Linked DNA regions of Homo sapiens: regions 1 and 2 are each linked to region 3. The links are chromatin contacts, found by Hi-C or POLR2A ChIA-PET in ENCODE. All regions are on one chromosome and are shown on one strand. Each heading gives the region's core, a stretch centred on a gene start or an enhancer-like site at or near the end of the contact. The rest is flanking DNA. Distances are from core to core; before and after follow the strand shown. Region 1 holds the start of TMEM259 (transmembrane protein 259). Region 2 overlaps ARHGAP45 (Rho GTPase activating protein 45). Region 3 overlaps CFD (complement factor D).

Region 1 (4,598 bases), core at 2,099-4,598, 160 kb after region 3:
CGGACACACAAGCCCGCGGAGCCACACTCTCCTCCCAGGTGGGACACAGAGCCCTCAGCCCCAGCCAGGAAACACTACCTGGGGCTCCCCTTTGTCCACCCGGGGTGCTTCCTGCCTCCAGGCCACCGGGGCCTCTCCTTCCACTGCAGCCTCACAGTGGCCTCAATGTGACAGGTCCCCCATTCAGAGCAGGGCCCCTGGGGTCTCACATACCCCGTCTTTAATCGTCACGACCCCACAAGAGGAGCCCCATTACTCCCTGTGGCTAGGCGCGGGCCCCTGCCCATGTCCAGGGGTGCTGAGTCGAGACCCCTTCACCCTGTGGGCATCCACTTGGTGGTCACCTGGGTCCAGAGCCCAACCGCACAGGTGCAGGCACCCAGTGCCCCAAGATGGACAGTCTCTGCCACACTGGGCTCAGGGCCATGAAGGCCAGCAGAGGTGGATACTGAGGCTGGATGGAGGTCTCCCGAGGGCCCCTGGAACACAGGCCCCTGCCGCCTCCTCTCTCCCCAGCACCTGGCACTGCCTGGCATTTCCTAAAGCCACCCAGGCATGGATGAGGGACCGGGGGGCTCCATGCTGGCTCAGAGCTGGGAGATCCTGGCATTTCCTAAAGCCACCCAGGCATGGGTGAGAGCTGGGGGACTCCATGCCAGCTCAGGGCTGGGAGCTCAGCTGCACAGATGCCACAGGATGAAGCCACCTTGAAGGGATCATACCAGGGAGGACCTGGCTCTCTGCAGGGAGACCCCCGGAAGCCAGGCAGGCAGGAAGCAGAGGAGCCTTCTGGAACTCAAGGCAGCCTCTGAAATCAGGCAGTTCCAGCCTGCACTTTGCAGATAAGTAAAAGTGAAGGCAGCAGGGTCAGATTCTGTGCCACCAGATTACCGGGTGGAAAATTCACAAAGAACAGATTTCCCCACCCAGGCCAGGCATGGTGGCTCACGCCTGTAATCCCAGCCTTTTGGGAGGCCGAGGCGGGCAGATCACCTGAAATCAGCAGTTTGAGACCAGCCTAGCCAACATGGCAAAACCCAGTCTCTACTAAAAAGACAAAAAAATTAGCCGGTTGTGATGGTGGGCACCGGTAATCCTAGCTACTCCGCAGGCTGAGGCAGAAGAATTGCTTGAACCCAGGAGGTGGAGTTTGCAGTGAGCCGAGATCAAACCACTGCACTCCAGCCTGGGTGACAGAGCAAGACTCCATCTCAAAAAAAAAAAAAAAAAAATTCACCACCCAGAGATCTCACAGTCCAAAGCCCTCTGCTGAGAGAGGAGGGATTGGGGTTACTGAGAACCTCCCAAGAGTCTCCACCCTACACAGAAGACGGGGAACTCCAGCTCTGGCCCAGCCCCATCTGACCACCTGTGAGTGGTATTGGCCTGGAGATGGAGCCGGGTAGGCTTGATCCCTTTCCAAACCGGGACATGGTGGGACCAGGGCCCAGGCGACAGGGATGCACCTCCCAAGGAGGCTGAGCTCCGTCGGGGGAACCTGGCCTGGCACCCAGCACACACCCTCCACAAGCCTAAGGACACAGTGGCTCCATCCTGTTCCCAGGCTACTCCATGGAAGGAAAACCCACGTCCACAGACCAGCCTCCGTCCACAGTTTCAGGCCCCGTCTGTGGACCCCAGAGCCGGGAAAGGCCGCCTGCCTGCGTAACCCTTCACAGCCCTGCTCAGGTGCCTACTGAGGCGACCATGCCACTCTGGGGGGCTGCAGGGAGGAAGGTGGGAAGGATGATGGGCTGAGCTCTGGCCTGGGGAGGCACGGATCTGGAGGCTGGGGGGCCTTCCGTGAAGTGGCAGCAGGCTGGGACCCACACCCAGGTCCGCAGGACGGCCAAGGTCCAGCTCCACTTGCCGAGCCCAAAAAAGCAGCCAGCTCCTGACCAACCTGTGTCAGGCTGGGAACTTGCCCACGATCGCAGCCTGGCCCGCCAGCATCGGACCCCTCTTTGCAGGCTAGATCCAAAAAGCTCACGGCGCAACTTCAGCAGCCCCCAAGCCCCGGCGCGGCGGTGTTCTGATGCAGAACGAAAACGGCCACGTCCCCATTTCGCCAGGTGGCCCAGGACCCCGGCCAGCTTGTTTTCTGAGGGGCTGCAGCTGCTACTGAGCCCCTCTTGTCACCCAAGCAAGACTCCTTCTCAGAGGGAGTCAGGCCGATGCCTGTCCTGCACGGCTGAGACCTCTGCCATCTGAGGAGGGCGGGAGGGGGACAGAGCCCAAGACGCGGAGGCCGGTGCCTCATAGGGGAGGCACGGGCGACAGACCCACAACCTGAGCTCCTGAAGCAGGAAGGGAGTGGGGACCCAGCGGAGGAAGAGGCCGGGGATGGGGTGGTACGCTGCTGCCGGTGACTTTGCCGCTAACCCTAGCGAGGTGACCTCAGCTAAGTCACATTCCCCTGAGGCTCAGGAGCGGGGAACGCAGCTGAAAGGCTACAAGGAGGGAGAGAGGGGAGTGGGGAGTCGACTTCCAGGACAGGGGTTGGTCCGAGGGAGACCTGCGTCAGGCTGGGTTCTGGGCCAGCACATTGGGAGGGGAGAGAGGCCTCGGAACTGAGGGTCTCAGGCGGCACAGTCAGGGGTCAAAGGGCGGGAGGTGCTACCTCGCAGGCCAGGACCGGACTCCAAGCCTGGGTAGGTGGGGACCTGGGAAAGGCGGTCGCCGGGGACAGGATGGGCCCTGGAGGGAGCTGACAGTGAGGTTTCCAGAGTAGAGAACAGCGGCTTCTAGTGCAGCGGGATCCGGCCTTCCCGGGTGGACGTCCCCGGGCGGGATGGGGTCACGAGACGGTGTCCCTGGCCAATCCCAGGGTCAGAGGTCGCGAGGGAGAGCCCTAATCGGTAGGGCCGGGTATAGGCCTCAGGGTGCAGGGTGGCGCTCGCTGTCCCCAGCGGGGCCAGGGGTCGCGGTCGGAGGTAGCAGACTTGGGGGTCGGGACAGCCGCTGGGGTCAAGGGTCGGGGGTCGGGGCCGCGGTCACCTTGAGCAGCACGAAGAACTCGAAGAGACGGCGGAAGGCGGGCGGGAAGAGCCGCGAATAGGTGACAGCCATCTTGAAGAACAGCGCGTGGAAGAGCCGGTCGCGCACGTTGATGAGGGGGTTGGGGTTGAGATTGGGGGTGCGAGGCCCGCGCGCGGGGGCCGGGCCGCCGCCGCCGCCGTTGGGCCCGGGCCCCGGAGCTGCGGGCTCCACGTGCTCCGACATGCCTCCCAGCGTCGCGCCCTAACGACCCGCAAGTGTCCGAGGGCGCCTCCCGGCCGCCATCGGCCGCCCTCGCAGCCGCCGCTCTCCTCACGGCCTCCCGGCCGCCGCCGCCATCTTCCGCTTTCTCGTCCGGCTGCGGCGCTGCTGACGCTAGCGAGTCGCCACGCCGGGCAAGAGCGGCCCCCCTGCGCCCGCAGAGAACGCTGGGATGCCAGCGGCGCCCGCGGAGGCCTCACCCCCTACCTCGGCCGCTCCAGGGGGCGGGCCTGCATCTGGGCCACCTCTTTTGCATATTGGCACCCACAATCCACCGCGGCTATGAGGCCAGTATAAGGCGGTAAAATTACGATAAGATATGGGATTTTACGTGATCGAAGACATCAAAGTAAGCGTAAGCACGAAAGTTGTTCTGCAACATACCACTGTAGGAAATTATGCTAAATATGAAACCGACCATAAGTTATCCTAACCAAAAGATGATTTGATTGAAGGGCTTAAAATAGGTGTGACAGTAACCCTTGAGTCGTGCTCGCTTCGGCAGCACATATACTAAAATTGGAACGATACAGAGAAGATTAGCATGGCCCCTGCGCAAGGATGACACGCAAATTCGTGAAGCGTTCCATATTTTTGCTGTAGTCTACAGCTCGTCACCTCGTTTGGCTTCTCTTGCCCGGATCCTGCCATGACGTCACAGGGCCAGTAACGTCATAGTCTTCCCGTGTCCATCTCCTGTGGCGCCACTAAGGTTGGCGGTAGAACAATCTGGCAGTCTCTACTCCTGCGTGGCGCTGTGCCACCTGCCCCCGTAGCTTCGCGCAGCAATGAATAAATAAGTGCTCTTCAGGGGCACTTACTGAGTGCCGGCTGCGTACACAAGAGGATACTATGGTTTTTGGGTTTTTTGGTTGTTTGTTTGAGATGGATTCTCGCTCTGTCGCCCAGGCTGGAGCGCAGAAGCGCGATCTCGGCTCTCTGCAACCCCCGCCTCCCGGGTTCAAGCCATTCTCCTGCCTCAGCCTCCCAAGTAGCTGGGATTACAGGCATGCGCCACCACTCCAGGCTAATTTTATATTTTTAGTAGAGACGGTTTCTCCATGTTGGTCAGGCTGGTCTCGAACTCCTAACTTTAGGTGATTTGCCCGCCTAGGCCTCCCAAAGTGCTGGGATTACAGGTGTGACCCACCAAGCCCGCCAAAAAAAAGTTTTGTGTTGTTTTTTTTTTTTGAGACGCAGTCTCACTCTGTCGCCCAGGCTGGAGTGCAGTGGCGTGATCTCGGCTCACTGCAACCTCCGCCTCTTGGGTTCAAGCAATTCTCTGCCTCAGCCTCCTGAATAGCTGGGATTGCAGGCTTCCGCCACCACACCCGGCTATT
Region 2 (4,915 bases), core at 334-2,833, 220 kb after region 3:
GGGTGCCCAGCACCGCCGGCCTGTGTGCCCTCAGGAATGTCCGGCCCAGAGCAGGGAGCAGTCGGACGCCTTTGGAAGGAAGCGAACGGAGGGGGTGGGGTGGGCTCTTTTAGTTCTGGGGAGCAGGGTTGGCTCTCTGAGGCAGCGAGGCAGGGGGCAGACCTGGAGGGTGAAGAGTCCTGGGGCTGTGGCCAGAAGACCTGGAGGGCAAAGGCCCTGGAGCTGTGTCCAGAAAACCAAGGGGCGGGAAGGAGAGGAGGCCACAGGGCAGGCGGGATCACCCCTGGGGTGGAAGCCACGAGCCACTGTCCAGCTTGTGTTTGCAGAAGCTGCCGTGTGGGGGCTGTGAGCGCCCCGGGGAGGTGGGGTGGAGCCGCTGGGGGCTGCGCTGAGCTGGGCGCCCCGGGGCTGGGCTCACTCACTCTGGCCGCCCCCAGTGCTGCCTGGCCTGCCACAAGAAATGTCTGGAGACGCTGGCCATACAGTGCGGGCACAAGAAGCTGCAAGGCCGCCTGCAGCTGTTCGGCCAGGACTTCAGCCACGCGGCCCGCAGCGCCCCCGACGGCGTGCCCTTCATCGTCAAGAAGTGCGTCTGCGAGATCGAGCGGCGGGCGCTGCGCACCAAGGTGAGGCGGGGGAGGAAGCGGCTCACAGCGAGGAGGCGGGAGTGGGCCGAGGCTGATGGGCCTCCCCACCCCCGGGCTCCCGCAGGGCATCTACCGGGTCAATGGGGTAAAGACACGCGTGGAGAAGCTGTGCCAGGCCTTCGAGAACGGCAAGGAGCTGGTCGAGCTGTCGCAGGCCTCGCCCCACGACATCAGCAACGTCCTCAAGCTCTACCTGCGTCAGGTGAGACCCACCGGTGGTGGCCAGGCAGAGCCTGGAAGGGGCGTAGCCAGGCAGGAGGAGGCGGGGTGGGGGTCCGGGAGCTGGAGCAGGACTGAGCTGGAGCAGGACTGGCGCAAGCGGGGGCCTGGGGAGGACAGGGTGGGCGGGACAGTGCCTGGCAGGGCAGGGCTGAGGCTGGGGGCGTGGTCACGGTAGGAGCGAGGCGGGGCCAGTTCTGCGCCGAGGCACGGACAGGGACAGGAGGGGCGGGGTGGGGCTTGGTCAGCACGTGGCAGGGGTGTGGCCACGGCAGAGGCACACCTGACGCTGTGCGGGGGCGGGGCCGGGGCCGGGGCTCGGTGGGGCGTGGCCAGAGCAAGATGGGCGTGTTCAGCGCTTGGCAGGGACCCGTATGAGGCTAGGGGCGGGGCTGAGGCTAGACAAGTGCGGGGCTGGCGGTGGGGCCTGGGCTTGGTGGGGCGAGGCTGGGGCCAGGGGCGTGGTCATCCCCGGGGAAGGGCGGGACTGGGGCTAGGGGCGTGGTCATGTCTGGGGAAGGGCGGAGCTGGGCTGGGATGGGAGTGGGACCAGCACTTCGCAGGTGGTTGGGAAGGGGTCAGACTATGCTGAGTGGAGCCGGAGCTCGTTAGGGTACCTGCAGGGCGGGGCGCGCGTGGCCAGAGCGAGAAAGGGAGTGGAGCTGCGGGCGTGGCCCGGGTAGGAGGGGCAGGGCTCACGCTGGGCTGGGAAAGGGGACTGACGCCGCTCTGGGTGGAACCCGAGCTCGGTGGGGTGTGGCCAGTGCTCTGTGGGGGTGGGGCTGAGGCTGGGGGCGTGGCAGGCACACGTGGGGGCTGGGCCAGGCCCACCAACACCTGCTGACCCTTGACTCTGCGCAGCTTCCCGAGCCGCTCATCTCCTTCCGCCTCTACCACGAGCTCGTAGGGCTGGCCAAGGACAGCCTGAAGGCAGAGGCCGAGGCCAAGGCGGCGTCCCGGGGCCGGCAGGACGGCTCGGAGAGCGAGGCAGTGGCGGTGGCCCTGGCAGGTCGGCTGCGGGAGCTCCTGCGGGACCTGCCGCCTGAGAACCGGGCCTCGCTGCAGTACCTGCTGCGTCACCTACGCAGGTGAGTCCCGGCATATGGAGTGGAGGGCGCGGGGTCCCGGGAGCCGCTCAGCACCTGGCCCCTGCCCACCCCGCAGGATCGTGGAGGTGGAGCAGGACAACAAGATGACCCCCGGGAACCTGGGCATCGTGTTCGGGCCCACGCTGCTTCGGCCACGGCCCACCGAGGCCACCGTGTCCCTCTCCTCCCTGGTGGATTATCCCCATCAGGCCCGCGTCATCGAGACTCTCATCGTCCACTACGGCCTGGTCTTCGAGGAGGAGCCGGAGGAGACCCCCGGGGGCCAGGTGAGGGTGTGGGCCTGACCGGGGCTGGCCACTCGGGGCTTGGGGAGCAGGGGGCGCTGCTGGGGACAGTCGTTGTCGGATGAAGCCCAAGGAACCACAGGGAGATAATTTGGTTTGGACAGGGCTGTTCGGGAGGCCACTGTCTTTTTGTGTCTTTTATGCAAAAAACTCAGCGAGGTCTGCATTGAATCTGGCAGAGGTGCAAAGGCTCTGCGGCCGCCCCTCCACTCTCCCTTGGGGCTGGCCTTGGGCCTCACCCTTCACCCCCAGCTTCCTTCCCCGTTTCCCATCCCGGTGCTGCCTGCAGCCACAAGCTCCACGCTGGCCCGGTGTCCACAGCCTGCCCGAGCTGCCACTGCACTCCGCCGCGAGGTCAATTCCCCGCTTCAGATTTTCTTTTCTGGGAGTTGTAGTTTCGCTCCTGCTGCCCAGGCTGAAGTGCAATGGGGCGATCTCAGCCCACCACAACCTCCGCTTCCCAGGTTCAAGCGATTCTCCTGCCTCAGTCTCCCGCGTAGCTGGGACTACAGGCGCCGGCCACCACACCCGGCTAATTTTTGTATTTTTAACAGAGATGGGGTTTCACTTTGTTGGCCAGGCTGGTCTCGAACTGCTGACCTCAAGTGATCCGCACCCCCCTTGGCCTCCTGAAGTGCTGGGATTACAGGTGTGAGCCACTGCACGCGGCGTCTCGTATTCTTTCAATCCATCTTCCCTGGGTGTTTAGGGGCTGCGGTTTCTCGGGTTTGCTCTTGGCTGAGGACAGACCGCCTGGGCAACAGCGGGTGTCAGTAGCTGTTACGGGCTGTGTGGGTGGGTTTGTTAATTTATAACATGGAAAATGGAGCCCCGGCCCCTCTATGACTTCCGTTCTGCACTTGCAGGACGAGTCATCCAACCAGCGAGCTGAGGTAGTCGTCCAGGTGCCGTACCTGGAGGCGGGCGAGGCGGTGGTCTACCCGCTGCAGGAGGCGGCGGCGGACGGGTGCAGAGGTGAGTGTGTGGCTGCCCGAACGGCCCCAAGGGAGGCTGGCGTGTGCCACCCATGGGCGCAGGTGCCATGACCTAGTTGTACACACGTGGCAGGGTCCACGGTGCTGCACATTCTGTGGATTTCGTCTGCCACGGAGACCACACCTATGAGCTACTCATTCAGTGTCCTTTAACCGGCTGCAAAAACAGGCAAGGCAGTGCCTTTTGAGGTGCCTACCCCGCACTCAGAAACCAGTAACGTGAACGTGGGGCTGATGCCTTGTGAGGCTCCAGGTGCACCAGGTCAGGCTAAGTGCCTTTCCTGCAGGAGCCCGTTTTTCTAGAGAAGGGCGTGGGGCTGGGAGTTTGACCCACGTGGGGCCAGCACCACCTGTCAGAGGCAGCTGGCCGAGTGCCGCATCTAGTTATGGGACACCTGTGTTGTCTGTCTTCACACTGCTGATAAATAAATACCTGAGGCTGGGCACGGTGGCTCACGCCTGTAATCCTCGCACTTTGGGAGGACAAGGCAGATCACTTGAGGTTAGGAGTTCAAGACCAGCCTGACCAACATGGTGAAATCCCATCTCTACTAAAAATACAAAAATTAGACAGGTGTGGTGGAGGGCACCTGTAATCCCAGCTACTCAGGAGGCTGAAGCAGGAGAATCACTTGAACCGGGGAGGCAGAGGTTGCACTGAGCCAAGATCATGGCACTGCACTCCAGCCCGGGCAAGAGAGAGAGACTCTGTCTCAAAAAGAAATACCTGAGACTGGGCAATTTACAAAAGAAAGAGGTTTAATGGAGTTACAGTTCCATGTAGCTGGGGAGGCCTCACAATCATGGCAGAAAGCAAAGAGGAGCAAGTCACATCTTGCATGGATGGTGGCAGGCAAAGGGAGAGCTTGTGTCCGGAAACTCCAGTTTTTAGACCATCAGATCTTGTGAAACCCACGTACTATCATGAGAACAGCCCAGGAAAGACGCACCTCCAGGATTCAACCATCCTCCACCAGCTCCCTCCCACAACACGTGGGAATTATGGGAGCTACAAGATGAGGTTTGGGTGGGGACACAGAGCCAGACCCTATCAACACCTCTCTCCTTCCGTTTCTCCCCTTGTCTCTCTCTCCTCCTCCCCGCCATGTCTCTCCATCTGTCTGTCCCTCCCCTTGTCTCTCCTCCATCTCTCCTGTCTCTCCCCATCTCTCCTGTCTCTCCATCTCTCTCCCCCCTCTCCTGTCTCTCCCCATCTCTCCTGTCTGTCCCTCCCCTTGTCTCTCCTCCATCTCTCCTGTCTGTCTCCCCCCGCCATCTGTCTCCCTTTCTTAGAATCCCGAGTTGTGTCCAACGATTCGGACTCGGACCTAGAGGAGGCCTCCGAGCTGCTGTCCTCATCGGAGGCCAGTGCCCTGGGCCACCTCAGCTTCCTGGAGCAGCAGCAGAGCGAGGCCAGCCTAGAGGTGGCTTCTGGCAGCCACAGCGGCAGTGAGGAGCAGCTGGAGGCCACAGCCCGGGAGGACGGGGACGGGGACGAGGACGGCCCGGCCCAGCAGCTCTCAGGATTCAACACCAACCAGTCCAACAACGTGCTGCAGGCCCCACTGCCCCCCATGAGGCTCCGTGGCGGGCGGATGACACTGGGCTCCTGCAGGGAAAGGCAGCCGGAATTCGTGTGAGCTGGGGTGGGGCTGGGACCA
Region 3 (2,500 bases), core at 1-2,500:
CAGAAGTGGGATCCACGGCAAGTCAAAGCTTGGAAGAGCAGGAATGAGGTGTGGGACCCCCATACTGGAAAGGGCTTGGAGCGGGGTGGGGTCGGGGGAACACGTGGTGAGGTTGAGGCCAGAGGGGGTGTGGCCAGGAGCTGGGGGCGGGCCTAGAGGGGCGTGGCTTGTGGTTGTGGCCTAGGCGATAGGCGTGGCGCGGGGCTATTGACTAGTGAAGACCAAATTAACACGGGAGGGATGAGCGAGCATTGTGGGGCGGGAGCGGCAGCCAGGTGAGGGGGTCTAACACGTGAGGCCGGGGTGGGCGCGGGCCGCCCCTCACGGCCCCGTCCTGTTCCGGCAGGGTGACTCCGGGGGCCCGCTGGTGTGCGGGGGCGTGCTCGAGGGCGTGGTCACCTCGGGCTCGCGCGTTTGCGGCAACCGCAAGAAGCCCGGGATCTACACCCGCGTGGCGAGCTATGCGGCCTGGATCGACAGCGTCCTGGCCTAGGGTGCCGGGGCCTGAAGGTCAGGGTCACCCAAGCAACAAAGTCCCGAGCAATGAAGTCATCCACTCCTGCATCTGGTTGGTCTTTATTGAGCACCTACTATATGCAGAAGGGGAGGCCGAGGTGGGAGGATCATTGGATCTCAGGAGTTCGAGATCAGCATGGGCCACGTAGCGCGACTCCATCTCTACAAATAAATAAAAAATTAGCTGGGCAATTGGCGGGCATGGAGGTGGGTGCTTGTAGTTCCAGCTACTCAGGAGGCTGAGGTGGGAGGATGACTTGAACGCAGGAGGCTGAGGCTGCAGTGAGTTGTGATTGCACCACTGCCCTCCAGCCTGGGCAACAGAGTGAAACCTTGTCTCTCTCTACAAAAAAAAAAAAAAAATTCTGCGTGGTGGCTCACGCCTGTAATCCCAGCACTTTGGGAGGCCGAGGCGGGCGGATCATTTGAGGTCAGGAGTTCCTGATCAGCCTGACCAACATGGTGAAACCCCGTGTCTACTAAAAATACAAAAAAAAATTAGCTGAGCGTGGTGGTGGGCACCTGTAGCCCCAGCTACTCAGGAGGCTGAGGCAGGAGGATAGCTTGAACCCGGGAGGCGGAGGTTGCAGTGAGCTGAGATCGCACCACTGTACTCCGACCTGGGTGACAGAGCGAGACTCTGTCTCAAAACAAAAACAGAAACATTAAAAAAAGAGGAACGCGGGAAGCTACAGATAAAAGCGCAAGAACGGAGAATACAGCGAAGTTCCGGGTCCAGCGCTTCCGTGGGGCTGACGCGGCCACACGGCGGCGCCCTTGCCACACACACACACACACACGCGCGAAGGCCCGCCAGGCATGGGTGTCCCCTCCTGGTCTGGCTCATACCGTTTCCCTTTGCTTACCAAGGGGAATGTGAGCGTCTTCTGTGTGCAAGGCTGTGGGCTGAGACTCAGGTGCACAGAAACCCTTCGAGGCCGTGTTCCTATGACCCATATCCCATAAGGGGAAACTGAGGCTCACAGGGACTGTGCGACTCTCCTGACCTTACACAGAAGCTCCAGGACACAGCCTGGACTGGAGCCCAGAGCCACGGAGCCTGCCTTCACAAACCACCCTGGGTGCGGCCAGACCCACACCAGGACGACGAGCAGCGGCACCTGCTTGCTGGAGGCCCTGGACCTCAGGTCACCCTTCTTGGCAAGGCCAGGGAGGACACCTGAGGCCCTGTGCCCTTTCTCCCACCTGGTGGAGGGGCAGCCAGGCGCTATCGTAGAAAAAGACTGATGGGCCAGGCGCGGTGGCTCATGCCTGTAATCCCAGCACTTTGGGAGGCCGAGGCGGGCAGATCACAAGGTCAGGAGATTGAGACCATCCTGGCCAACACGGTGAAATCCCATCTCCACTAAAAATACAAAAAAATTAGCCGGGCGTGGTGGCGGATGCCTGTAGTCCCAGCTACTTGGGAGGCTGAGGCAGGAGAATAGCTTGAATCCAGGAGGTGAAGCTTGCAGTGAGCCGAGATAGCACCACTGCATTTCAACCTGGGCAACAGAAGGAGACTCCATCTCAAAAAGAAAGAAAAAAAAAAAAAAGAGAAAAGAAAAAGTGACTGATGGGCCGGGTGCCGGTGGCTCACGCCTGTCATCCCAGCACTTTGGGAGGCTGAGGCGGGCAGATCATGAGGTCAGGAGATCGAGACCATCCTGGCTAACACGGTGAAACCCCGTCTCTACTAAAAATACAAAAAATTAGCCGGGCGTGGTGGCAGGCACCTGTAGTCCCAGCTGCTCGGGACGCTGAGGCAGAATGGCGTGAACCCGGGAGGTGGAGGTTGCAGTGAGTGGAGATCACACCACTACACTGCAGCCTGGGTGACAGAGCGAGATTCCATCTCAAAAAAAAAAAAAAGACTGATGATCTGAGAGGCAGGTCCGCTGGGAAAAGGGGGGATGGATTGATGAACACTGTGCTTGGGTGTTTTTGGGGCTATGGAACACTCACCTAGGAATCACACTGACGT

Evidence for each region. A loop is a pair of places that touch in the nucleus more often than their neighbours do. ChIA-PET counts read pairs that join two places held with the same protein, here RNA polymerase II (POLR2A). Pooled maps may share reads with other maps.
Region 1: a loop to region 3 is called in a pooled map, with 10 times the contacts of the local background. The contact joins the promoter of TMEM259 here to the enhancer-like site in region 3. A Hi-C loop is called at or near these places in 3 of 37 single-sample maps with no recorded cell type and 10 of 50 pooled maps. POLR2A ChIA-PET finds 5 or more read pairs at or near these places in 8 of 52 experiments (AG04450, CD4-positive, alpha-beta T cell, CD4-positive, alpha-beta memory T cell and 5 more).
Region 2: a loop to region 3 is called in a pooled map, with 3 times the contacts of the local background. The contact joins two enhancer-like sites. A Hi-C loop is called at or near these places in 8 of 50 pooled maps. POLR2A ChIA-PET finds 5 or more read pairs at or near these places in 6 of 52 experiments (CD4-positive, alpha-beta T cell, CD8-positive, alpha-beta memory T cell, HEK293 and 3 more).

What each region holds. Positions count from the first base shown.
Region 1 is chr19:1,017,775-1,022,372 of GRCh38, forward strand. It overlaps TMEM259 (transmembrane protein 259), which reads right to left and starts at 3,349. Exons shown (of 11, transcript NM_001033026.2): 1 at 2,998-3,349. The coding sequence starts at 3,222. RNU6-2 (RNA, U6 small nuclear 2) reads left to right here and starts at 3,748; the gene lies at 3,748-3,854. RefSeq lists silencers at 633-852, 3,111-3,170, 3,201-3,270, 3,431-3,540 and an enhancer at 1,236-1,835.
Region 2 is chr19:1,081,113-1,086,027 of GRCh38, forward strand. It overlaps ARHGAP45 (Rho GTPase activating protein 45), which reads left to right. Exons shown (of 23, transcript NM_012292.5): 18 at 438-626; 19 at 712-849; 20 at 1,728-1,954; 21 at 2,031-2,241; 22 at 3,126-3,234; 23 at 4,548-4,915. The coding sequence ends at 4,894. Among named protein-coding and RNA genes, the nearest start is that of POLR2E, 12 kb to the right of the region's middle. RefSeq lists enhancers at 279-1,154, 1,619-1,788, 4,778-4,915, a silencer at 955-1,444 and a cis regulatory region at 1,704. Within about 2 kb of position 1,584, at least 10 of the 41 ENCODE cell types and tissues checked have a DNase peak (open chromatin) inside an H3K27ac peak, as active enhancers do.
Region 3 is chr19:862,746-865,245 of GRCh38, forward strand. It overlaps CFD (complement factor D), which reads left to right. Exons shown (of 5, transcript NM_001928.4): 5 at 347-896. The coding sequence ends at 493. Among named protein-coding and RNA genes, the nearest start is that of CFD, 4.3 kb to the left of the region's middle. Within about 2 kb of position 1,251, at least 8 of the 41 ENCODE cell types and tissues checked have a DNase peak (open chromatin) inside an H3K27ac peak, as active enhancers do.